2 separate regions of the Homo sapiens genome follow, and region 2 is linked to region 1. Evidence: chromatin contacts called from ENCODE Hi-C data. All regions are on one chromosome and are shown on one strand. The core of a region is the stretch at or near the end of the contact, and the rest is flanking DNA. Distances in the headings are between cores, read along the strand shown.

Region 1 (5,613 bases), core at 3,114-5,613:
CAGATAGAACAAAAAGGCAGAGGAAAGGTGAATTCACTGTCTGCTTGAGTTGAGCCAACCATCTCCTGATGCTGTAAGACATAGGAGCTCCTGGTTCTCAGGCCTTCAGACTCACTGAATTAAATCACTAGCTTCCCTGGTTCTCCAGCTTGCAGATGACATATTGTGAGGCTTCTCAGCCTCCATAATTCTGTAAGCCTATTCCCATAATACATCTCCTATCATCTATCTATCTATCTATCTATCTATCTATCTATCTATCTATCAATCAATCATCTATCATCTGTTTATCTATCTATCTTATTAGTTTTGTTCCTCTCGAGAATCCTAACTAATACAGAGATTAAAAGCCCCAACTTCTTTTACACAGCCATGCCTCCAAGCTGCTATGTGACCCTGGGTAAATCACTCTCAGGGTTGTTAAAATGGAGGTAATTCTTATTTTTTGTTTGCTTGTTTGAGACAGGATCCCACTCTGTCACCCAGGTTGGAGTGCAGTGGTGGTGATGACAGTTCAATGTGGCCTCAATCTCCCAGGCTCAAGCGATCCTCCCACCTCAGCCTCCCAAGTAGCTGGGACTACAGGCATGTGCTAGCATGCCTGGCTGTTTTTTTTGTTTTTTCGTTTTCAGTAGAGACAGGTCTTGCAAAGTTTCCCAGGCCAATCTCGAACTCCTGAGCTCAAGCAATCTTCATGCCTCGGCCTCCCAAAGTGCTGGGATTACAGGTGTGAGCCACCGCACCTGGTTAAAATGGAGGTAATTCTAAAGGATATCTTACAAAGTTGTCATGGACAATAACTACAATGCATTTTAAACAATGTTTAAAATAATCCATGAAAGTAATTATTGTACTATCCCAAATTTTCACAATATTTAAAGACTGGATCTTAACATTTGAATTTTTTTATCTGTACCTTCTTTGCCTCAACTAACTAGAATTCATGACTTTTGGCTATGCAGGCATCATTCCTATTAATTATATTTCTGAAATTGCTTTGGAATGTTTCTGGTCTCTCTGGTCCCACGGCAACTGCTACGCTTTTTACTCTTTATTTATTTATTTATGTTTTTATTTTAGAGACAAGCCTGGAGTGTGATGCTGTCCAGGCGGGAGTGTGATGGTGTGAATTTGGCTCACTGCAGCCTCAAACTCCTGAGCTCAGGTGAACCTCCCACCTCAGCCTCCCATGTGGCTGGAACTACAGGCACATGCCACCATGCTTGGCTAATTTTTGTGGGGTTTTTTTGTTTTTTGTTTTGTTTTGTTTTGGAGACAGAGTACCATTCTCTCACCCAGGCTGGAGTGCAATGGTGCAATCTCGGCTCATTGCAACCTCCACCTCCCCAGTTCAAGCTATTCTCCTGCTCAGCCTCCAGAGTAGCTGGGACTACGGATGCACACCGCCACACCTGCTAATTTTTTTTGTATTTTAGTAGAGACGGGATTTCACCATGTTGCCCAGGCTGGTCTCAAACTCCTGACCTCAGGCAATCTGCCCGCCTTGGCCTCCCAAAGTGCTAGGATTACAGGGACATGCCGCCACACCTGGCCATACTTTTTGTATTTTTTTGTAGAGACGTGGTCTCACTTTGTTGCCCAGGCTGGTCTTGAACTCCTGAGCTTAAGCAATCCTTCTGCTTGGCCTCCCAAAATTTTGAAATTACAGTCACTGTGCCCAGCCCCCTACTCTTTTAATAATTCTCACTTAGGTGCAATAGCCTCCTAACACTTATACCTACCTCATTCTCCATTATGTCTGGACATCCTAGGACATTTAAATAAATTCAGGCTGCCCATGTCATGGATCTATGATAATATATAAAAGCTCAGCTTTTGGCTGCAGCTATTTTGGCTCTATTCAATATTCTCTGGTCTTCAATCCCTTGGCTTTCTATTCCAGCTCCTGATACTGGTTAGAGACTCTTCTTTCTGTGATTACCTGGGTGGACATGCTTCTTTTTTACTCTGTGCATTCTCTCTGATCTAACATTCTCGTTCATAAATTCTTCATATCTGCAACTGTGGGTAACAAGTATTTTCACTGCCCCAGTCTGGCCGTGATAGACTCACTGTAGCCCACCAGCCCAACCACCCTGAGAAGGAGATCAGACAAAATCTGTCATTAGAGTGATCATTCCAAATCTCAGATTATAACATGGTAGTCTCTGATTCCAGTGCCAACAACAAAATGTCAGTGTGGTTATTCAATGTTTTGTGACTTGGCTGGGTAAAGGCACAAAGGATCTTTGGCAATAGGTGGCTGGTGGGAAGAAAAATGGAGTCCTACTCTTTGGGATCATCCACTACTGGAATGGAAGGTGGGCTAGGAGGAACTGACCAAGCTACAAAGGCTGACCGTGGAGATGGTTATTTGGTGAATCAAGGGTAGGAGAGCTTAACAGTCCCAGCTGCCAATCTAGAAGTTTTTAGTACTGCCATGATGCCAGAGGGTGACGGTAATAAGTTAGGATGGCAGCAAATTACACTCTTCAATTTTTTACCCTAGAAAGCATGCATATAGCCAGGTGCAGTGGCACGCACCTGTAGTCCCAGCTACTTGGGAGGCTGAGGCAGGAGGATTGCTTGAGCCCAGGAGTTTGAGACTAGCCTGGGCAACACAGCAAGACTCACATCTCAAAAAAAAAAAAAGCATGCATATTAATCCTTGTTGCTGACTCCATTCATTCCTTCAATAGTTAAGCACAAACTCTATGCAAGGATTTGTATTAGGCACTGGGTACACAACAGAAAAGGAAAGCCAGCACAGTGACCTCCTTGGTAAGTTTTGTCAAATAACTTGGCATGTGCCATTCTTCTTTATTGTGTTGTCAGTGTTAGAATGGGTTTTGGACCAGCGAATGGGGCTTCTAGCCAGTGCATTTATACAAACAGTTCTCAGATGTGCCACAAATATGTGGCCAACATAACATTACAGCCCCCATTCCTGCTTAGGAATAATGACAGTTTTTTAGTAAATGACATCCTTTAAAGGCAAATTACACATATTGGTGGTTTCTGGATGTTTTAAGGTTTCCACGTAGTTTTTTCAACTGACAATCCCTGTATAGGGATCTTGGAGAGTTAATCATCACACCACAGTTTTCAGCAATACACTCATATGTTTATACTGACAGTCAAGACATGTTGGTGGCCCAAAATGAAATGATTACATTTTGTAGAACCTCCTTCCCATAGGAGGAGTGGTAACGAAAATGTCTCTGGAGAAGAAACTAGTTCATATCACTCAGAATTAATGTCCATCCAGAAAGAACACATACAAATAAAAAGATATGTCATATTCTTGGCTTGGAAGACACACATTGTAAATATGTCAGTTTTCTCTGAAACTGATCTATAAATTTTTTACAGCTCAATAACAATTCCAAAATTCTAATGGAATTCTTTTGGAACTTGGCAAAAAATATTAAAATTTGTCTGGAAAATAAAAATATGCCCGAATAGCCAAGAAAATTCTAACACAGAAGAATATTAGGGAGAGCTTTGCCAGTTATTTAAACTGCAGTATTTATTGCTGATATACTGCTGCAGGAATGGACAGATGATCAATAAAACCAAATAGTGAGAACAGAAGCAGATCCAAATACAAATGAGATTGGATTATATAATAAAGTGGGGAAAAGAAACACATTATTCAGACAACAGGCTAGTCATTTGGAAAATGAATAAAGTTGGTCCCTACCTTGAACTTCCAGATGGAATAAAGATTTAAATTTGTAAGAAATTATAAAGTACTACAAAGTTAGGCCAGGTGTGGTAGCTCATGCCTGTAATCCTAGCACTTTGGAAGGCTGAGGAGGGCAGGTCACTTGAGGCCAGGAGTTCGAGACCAGCCTGACAAACATGGTGAAACCCTGTCTCTACTAAAAATACAAAAAATTAGCCAGGCGAGGTGGTTGGTGCCTATAATCCCAGCTACTCGGGAGGCTGAGACAGGAGAATTGCTTGAACCCAGGAGGCGGAGGTTGCGTGAGCCAAGATTGTGCCTCTGAACTCCAGCCTGCATGACAGAGCCAGACCCTGTCTCAAAACAAAGAAACAAAAAAGTAATACAAACTTTCAGATGAATTTTTAAATATAATTTTTAAGTGAAGGAGGACTTGAGGCCTGACACTTGGCTGTTCAGGCATCAGATTCCCTACCTTTGAGGGAGGAATTCCCCACTGTGAGTGATTGTGGCGTGACAGAGCGCACTGTCTCCTGGAGCTGGAGGAGACCCATTCTACCCCAGCCCACACATACGGCCTTGTGGAAACTCCCTGTGGCTTGCTGATTAAAGAAGAAAATGTTCAAGACTAGTTTCCAGATGACTCTTCCCTGGTCTAAGGACACTAGCACAATTAGGACTATTGTTGCAACTTTCACCCGCTTAGGGGCGGCCTTGAAAGACAATTGAGAAGGAAAATCTTCCCAGGGGCAGAACTCTAAGCAGTACATCTCATGATCCACCTTCCTGGAAGGAGAAATGACCTTAGGATTTAGAATCCAAAGGGACAAAAAAAAAATGTTTCAGTCAAGGGACATATTAAAGAGCTCACTGAATAGGAAAGTGAAACTCTTACTTTGCCACTTTTTGGCAAACAGAAAAGAACGTCTGGGTATAGACTGGGTGATTAATTCTGAGTATAAAAGAAAAAGAGTTATTTCAGCATAATAGGAGAAGAGAGGTGACCCCAGATACATTTCCTCAGTCTCCCCAGCCAGGATGCTAGTAACAAGACATAGGCAGGACTGCTGAGGACTCAGATTCCTTGGAAATGAAAGTTTGGGTCACTCCAAGAAGTAAAGAACTCTACTAGCTTAACACCAAGTTGAGAGCAAAGAATCATTTTTGTCATTTCAAAGACAGCACAAATGCATTTTGGCTTATGAAACCCAGGAAGCAGACTGACTAATTTTGACTTGTCACTATCGCCCCATTTTAAGCACAAGGCCTGTTCACATTTCAGAGAATATATGTCTTCTTGTTCACTGATAACTCTGCAGAGGAAGTCTATAACATCTGCTGTTTTTTTATCCTGTTCTCTCTTCAGCCTCCTTCATCTCTGCCTCCTAGGCCTTGGAATGAACTCTCCAACTCTTTCTCTTTCGTAGTCCCTCAATTCACCAGGTGTTTCCCACCTCTGTGCACTTGCGCCATGAGCTCTTCCTCCACCCTCTCCCTCCATGGCTGCTTACTGACTGCCAATTGAGATTCACCCTGACAGTCCCCTCTGAAGCCTCACCAGTGTAGGCCCAACAGAACTGACCACTTCCCCCTTACTTCTGTCAGAGTACCTATAATACTTTATTGGCATTATAGGTTTGCATGTTTGTCCCTGCTTAGCAGACTTCTTACTTATTTACCTATTTACTTTTGAAACAAGGCCTTGCTCTGTCACCCAGGCTGGAGTGTTGTAGCATGATCATTGCTCACTGAAGCCTCAAACTTCTGGGCACAAGGGATTCTCCTGCCTCAGCCTGCTTGGCAGCTGGTACTGTCAGAGGCATTTGAACCATAGCAACTCCATCTAGAATAGGAGCTAGGTAAAATGAGGCTGAGACCTACTGGGCTGCATTCCCAGACAGTTAAGGCATTCTAAGTCATAGAAT
Region 2 (6,231 bases), core at 1-2,500, 380 kb after region 1:
TATTAATTGCGTAGAGCTCTGTGCTAAGGTTTTGCATATTGTAAAACTAAAGGGGCTTACAGTCATGTTGGAGAGATGGGGTGTGTGCATCGTCCAGTGCAGCATGTCTCAAGCACCCTCTATGCGATGGTCCCAGGAGTCTGGGGAAGGAGAGTAGCACGAAGCAGAACTATCAACTGCTGAGCCAAAAAGGCATGCACTGTGACACTTGAATTGCAGCTGCTTTAGAACCGTACCTAAAAATAGCTCCAGCTCAATCTGCAGAAATTCTGACCTTAATGGATATGCTCGAGTTCAAGAAAGATGATTTATTCTTAGATCTTTATAACCAACTGCGAAGGAAGTCTCAATCTCAGCAACATCAGTGATTACTCCTAATAATATCTATCTCCCAGACACATGCTTTGAAGATGAAATGAGACGATACAGGCAAAACAACACTGATTGCAATTCAGATATTTACTGGTATGGCTCATTATTCTTATATATTCAAGAGGTACAGTGGGTGCTTTTACATTTTAATAAGGAATACTAGATACCGAGTGAGGCCCTCCCCTCACATCCACCAAATTGATCACTGCAGTGTTTGCATCAAAATAGCAGTATCAGTATCAAAATAATCAGATTTTGAATGCCTCAGAATACCCAAAGCATCCACTTCTAAATTGCTATTTAAGATGAATGCTCTACCTTTTATATTGCATTTTTGAAACTGAGTCAATCAGAAAAGTACTTTGATGTTGTAAATACCTACACATCAGCTCATCTGCTTTTAAATTAATCAAAATATTTAGGCATCTTCACAGAAATTTCTCATATTCATAAAACAAGGCAATAGTTATTTACTTCCTGGCATGGTAATATGTTTTGGGCAATCTCTGTTTGACTTGCATAAAAGGAATAAAAGCTAGTTTCATGAAACTCCATTGTCAGAATAATGAATGTTTTAAAAATACACTATTCAAAGCCTGCTCAACTCTCTTCCTCAGGCTATGGAGAATGTTTCTCCAGTGAGTCTTAGAAGGAAGGAAACCCTTCCTTCACCCCACTTCCTGTGCCTCCTTTAGAGCTGGGCTTGTAGCCAGAGTGAACAGAGAATGGCAAAACTGTTAAAAGGTTAACCGTCAACATGGCGTTCTCAGCATCTCTCAAAGGCACTTAGGAAACTAGTTGCAAGGAGATGAGTAGCAGCCAGAGAGCACCCCAGAGAGTACACTTGTGCTTATTATTCCACATGATTACATATTCAAATTGGTTTTAATTCCTGGGCAGCCATGGGGATGTTGGGGGAGGTGGGAAATAGCTTGCTGGAAAGGGGCAAGAACGGCGGAAGGAGCAGGTCTGGCATTAAAAATGTGCTGCAGATACTTCTCTAAGGCAAATGAGCCTCACGATTACGAATTTAGGCAACAAGGAAAGAGCTGTGGATCTAAAAAACGAGGTTGAATTTCCACGTGACATATGATAATCCCTTTCAATACATTAAGAATTCTACTTTGCATCAGCGTTACAGACTTCTTTTTCTTGAATCCTTCATAAAGGGCTTTAAAAAATTCTACTGTGGCCAGGTAAGTTAACCCATACCCATGCTGCCTTATAGATTCAAAAACCCCAGGGATTATAAGTAAATGTCTGTGACATTTTAGTCAGCTGGAGTTGGTGTTAGGAAACTTTTGAGGGTTCGTGGCTACAGATATAACCTTTGGCTGTCTTCACCAACTGTGGTTTTGAGAGGATTCACAGTGGTTACGTTTGAAGGTGTGGGCAGAGGTAGGGGAATTTGAAAAACATATGCAATTGTTTATTAGCTTTGTATGTTTGTAACCTTTCAATGGCACTTTCAAATAAAAAATACTCAGCATTTGAAAAGCCATGTTTTATTGCTAGAAATAGAATAAATGGAATATAAACATAGATAGCAGTGAGTATAATCTATTTAACACACATTATAGGATTTAAAAATCCTAATCAAGTTTGCCATTTCATCCAGGAATCTGTAATAGAACCTAATTGAGATGTGTTGAGACTTGGGAGGATTAATCACAGGAGGATGGAACTGAATTAGGAGGAGGTGAGACTCGGAGAATGAAATGCAGCAGGGATTTCGAGGAGAGGGATTGGACTCAACACAGCATTATCTAGAAGGTTAACAACAGACTATGGCTGATAGACCATGTAATAGCAGGAGAACCCAACATAAGGGTGTGGGCAATGAGAGTTTTGACCAAGAAGAATTTCAGAGCAAGTGATATTCAAAGGTCTAAGTAGCTCTGTCCAATAGAAATATGTAGTTTAAAATTTTCTAGTAGCTATATTTTAAAAAGTAAAAAGAAACATATACAATAAATTCTAATAATATATTTCATTAAACTCACTATATCCAAAATATTATAACTTGTGGCACAGTGCCCAGTGGCCACAGGTGGCTATCATATTGAAAAGCACAGAAATCAATCAGTTCTTTGGCACCAGGTAAGTCTATCAGGTCAGAGGAAGACCAACATCATGACTGGATGGAAATGGGCATATTAAATGGACGTGTTAACTGGTAATTTGCAGAAGAGAAAGTATAAATGGTTAGACAGTTTATAAAATAATTTCCACCTCACTTGTAATAAAAGCTATAAAAATTAAAATATCAGCAAGATATTATTTCTCAACTGTCAAAATAGCCAAGGTTAAAAAAATGGAGTTGTTTGAAGGTATGCTAAAACTCACATGATGCTGTTAGCAGTATAAATTGGTATAACTATTGGAAAATAGTTTTATATTTCATATCAAGAGCTTGGAATTGTTTTTCTTACTTTTGGAACTCTATAACAAAAAACAATAGCAATCATTACTGAATGCTTATTACATGAAAGATGATATGTTTAGCGTTTAATTATTTTAAGTCTTTTAACCATCACAACAGCTCTGGGAAGTAGATGTTATTATCCAGTTTTAACCCTATGAAAATAAATCAAAGTATGGAAAAATTATGGATTAATATGTTATTAATAGCATTGTTATAAGAAGCAAAAAATAGAGGCAAAAAAACAGATTTAGTAAAAACCCTAATATTTCAGAATCAGGAAATAGTTAACTAAATGAAATTTTTCAATGGAATCAATGTATTTGTAAGAGTGCTTTTTAAAGAATATGAAATGACATGGGAAAATACATATCTTAGTCTGCTATTGCCACAATAAAGCCGCATAACAAACATTAAATCTGTCTGGCCGAAAACAACAAACATTTACTTATTTTGCTTATGTTTGCGGGTTAGCTGGAATGAGACTCTGCTTTTGGCTTCAGGTAAACCGGCCTTGGCTGCAGGTTGCAGGTCTGGGCTCAGGTATGTTGCTCTGTATTCATTTTGGAGCCCAGGTTGAAGGGGTATCTGCTACCAGGGGGAAGCTCTTCTCATGGGAGTCTCCTAGGGGGCAAGAGGATGAGTGCAACCACACAGCACATCCGCTTGCTTCATGTCTACCAACTTCTGATTGGCCAAAGCAAGTCACATGGCCCAGCCTAAAGTGAGGGATGGGGAAGTATCCTCTGCTTGCCTTGAGAAGATGGCAAGAATGAGTTATGTCTAATTCTCTTTTGAGGGAAAAAAAGAACAGGCACAAATAATTCAATTAACCCCAGTCTGCTTTCCATTGCCTTTCTTCACATCCCTCCCACAGGTGCTTGCGTCCATCTCAAGATCCTTCCAAATCTCATCCCCTGCTGGTGTCTTCTAGTAGGAGAAGAGTGAGATGCACATAGCGGTCATGGTTTATAGCCATTGTGAAATCCTCGTTGATCAATGTTGCCAGGTTCCCCTACCTTGGGAGAAGGGAATATTCTTACTGGCTTAGACCCCATTACTGCTCCCTGGGCATAGCTCCCCAAACCTCAGTTCATTATTTCTCTATGGTTTTTGGCTCCACTCTTTGGGAAGTCCCTTGCCAAAATCCCCCTTGGTCACTTCTAAAGTGGGCATTGGAGAATATGCCGTATTTGGTGTCTGAGTCACCCTCTCAGCCTGCACCCTCCCTGTGGAAGGTTGGGGTAGGAGGAGACTAGAGGCAGTTTTATATCTCAAAAAGTCACAATCGCTTTTAGTTCATGTTAACAGAAATTTTCTCAATATAGGTTTATTTTTTTATTCCCTATAAATGCAGGATTTCTGGGCCATGTTTATGTACTCTCAATTCTGTTGCAAGGTAGCCATGCTTTCCTTGGAACCTGTATTAGTCAGGGTTCTCTAGAGGGACAGAACTAATAGGATAGATGTGTATATGAAAGGACTTTTATAAAGAAGTATTGACTCACACAAACACAAGATGAAGTCCCACAATAGGCCATCTGCAAGCTGAGGAGCAAGGAAGCCAGTCTGAGTCCTAAAACCTCAGAAGTAGGGAAGCCAAGAGTGCAGCCTTCAGTCTGTTGCTGAAGGCTCCAGGACCCCTGGCAAATCACTGGTGTAAATCTAAGAGTCCAAAAGCTGAATAACTTGGAGTCTGATAGTTGAGGGCAGGAAGAAAGGAAGCAAAGATAGTTGAGGATGAAAGAAGCAAGGAAGAAAGATGAAGGCCGGAAGACTCAATGAGTCAAGTCCTTCCAACTTCTTCTGCCTGCTTTATTCTAGCCATGTTGGCAGCTGATTAGATGGTGCCCACCTGGATTGAGAGTGGGTCTGCCTCTCCCAGTCCACTAACTCAAATGTTAATCTCCTTTGGCAACACCCTGACAGACACACTCGGGAACGATACTTTGCATCCTTCAATCCAATCAAGTTGACATTCAGTATTAACAATCACAAGTCCACCCTTTGTCAACTTGAACCCGTACGCATCTCCTGAAATCATACATAATCTTCAAATAAAGACAATCAATAAAAGGTCATAATTATGCCTAACATAATACAACTATTCTTTGTACAAATGGAAGTGCACTAATCCTTAACCTAAGTGCTATTACATAAAGTTAACAACACTTAAATGCTGATATAAAGTCAATAAATCTTATGTCATATGATAAAGGAAAAAGAAAAGAAATAAAATGAAGATATTTCCTTAGTATAAGTGTACACATGCACAAACATGTTCTTAACAAAATAAGGGGAAATACTCATGACAATTACAGTTCTCGTTTCTGCAGCTGGTCATGTGGTTGTAGCTGGTATTGGTGACTACCTTCTACTAACCATTCTGTATTCCCTTTGCCTTCAGCAAGCACCTCAGTGGGTGGTGAATTTTTACCTGGTGGAGTGACCCAGACCTTCATTCCTGAAGGGTCTGGGTCATCTGTAGTCCTGCCTGGATTGGGTTGTTTTAGTTTCCCATTGACCTTAATCACAGGGTATGATATAAGAGACGCCCTAAGAGATCTCCTGTGTAGACTGATTTCATCTTGACAGACCAGATCAATCACCCCAGCCAACAATGTAACTCCTTACTTAGCCTGTTGACTTAGAGGTAGGAGGAGCCCAAAGTGTCCAGGTGGCAATCGTAACTTCCAGTTTAATGGGATCATTGTTGAGTCTCCTGGTGGCAGCATTCCTCCCTCTGGAACTAAGACCTCTAGACCAGCAGAACGTAATGTCACAGGAACAGGAAGCAAAAATTTTGCTGGGGGGTCACTAGGGATGATGGTGAGCGGTGCCACTTCCATTTCCATCCCTTGATTCCTGGACCCATGAATACTGGCTCTGAGGGAAACAGTACCATATATTGGATGCTGATTCAAAGCATACACAACCTTCTGGAGAACTTTGCCCCAGCCCTGCAAAGTGCTATCACCTAGTTGGTGGTGTCATTTTGACTTCAAAAGGCCATTCCACCGTCCTATCAATCCGGCTGCTTCAGGATGATGGGGAACATGGTAAGACCAGTGAATTCCATGAGCATGAGCCCATTGCTGCACTTCTTTGGTTGTAAAGTGAGTGCCTTGGTCAGAGGCAATGCTGTGTGGAATACCATGACAGTGGATAAGGCATTCCATGAGTCCACAGATGGTAGTCTTGACAGAAGCATTGTGTGCAGGATAGGCACACCCATATCTGGAGTAAGTATCTGTTCTGGTGAGAACAAACCATTGCTCTTTCCATGATGCAAGAGCTCCAATATAATCAGCCTGTCACCAAGTAGCTGGCTGATTGAGGAATGGTGCCATATCAAGAGCTCAGTGTTGGTCTCTGCTGCTGGCAAATTGGGCACTCAGCAGTGGCTGTAGCCAGGTCAGCCTTGGCGAGTGAAAGTT

Evidence for each region. A loop is a pair of places that touch in the nucleus more often than their neighbours do. Pooled maps may share reads with other maps.
Region 2: a pooled map shows a loop between it and region 1 (4-fold over the local background). The contact joins two enhancer-like sites. A Hi-C loop is called at or near these places in 6 of 37 single-sample maps with no recorded cell type and 8 of 50 pooled maps.

The regions. Positions count from the first base shown.
Region 1 is chr11:110,348,546-110,354,158 of GRCh38, reverse strand. No RefSeq gene overlaps it. Among named protein-coding and RNA genes, the nearest start is that of LINC02732, 3.8 kb to the left of the region's middle. RefSeq lists enhancers at 4,063-4,592, 5,193-5,242. Within about 2 kb of position 4,363, at least 3 of the 41 ENCODE cell types and tissues checked have a DNase peak (open chromatin) inside an H3K27ac peak, as active enhancers do.
Region 2 is chr11:109,966,235-109,972,465 of GRCh38, reverse strand. LOC105369484 (a long non-coding RNA gene) reads right to left here. Exons shown (of 3, transcript XR_948004.2): 2 at 61-140. Among named protein-coding and RNA genes, the nearest start is that of ZC3H12C, 120 kb to the left of the region's middle. Within about 2 kb of position 1,250, at least 4 of the 41 ENCODE cell types and tissues checked have a DNase peak (open chromatin) inside an H3K27ac peak, as active enhancers do.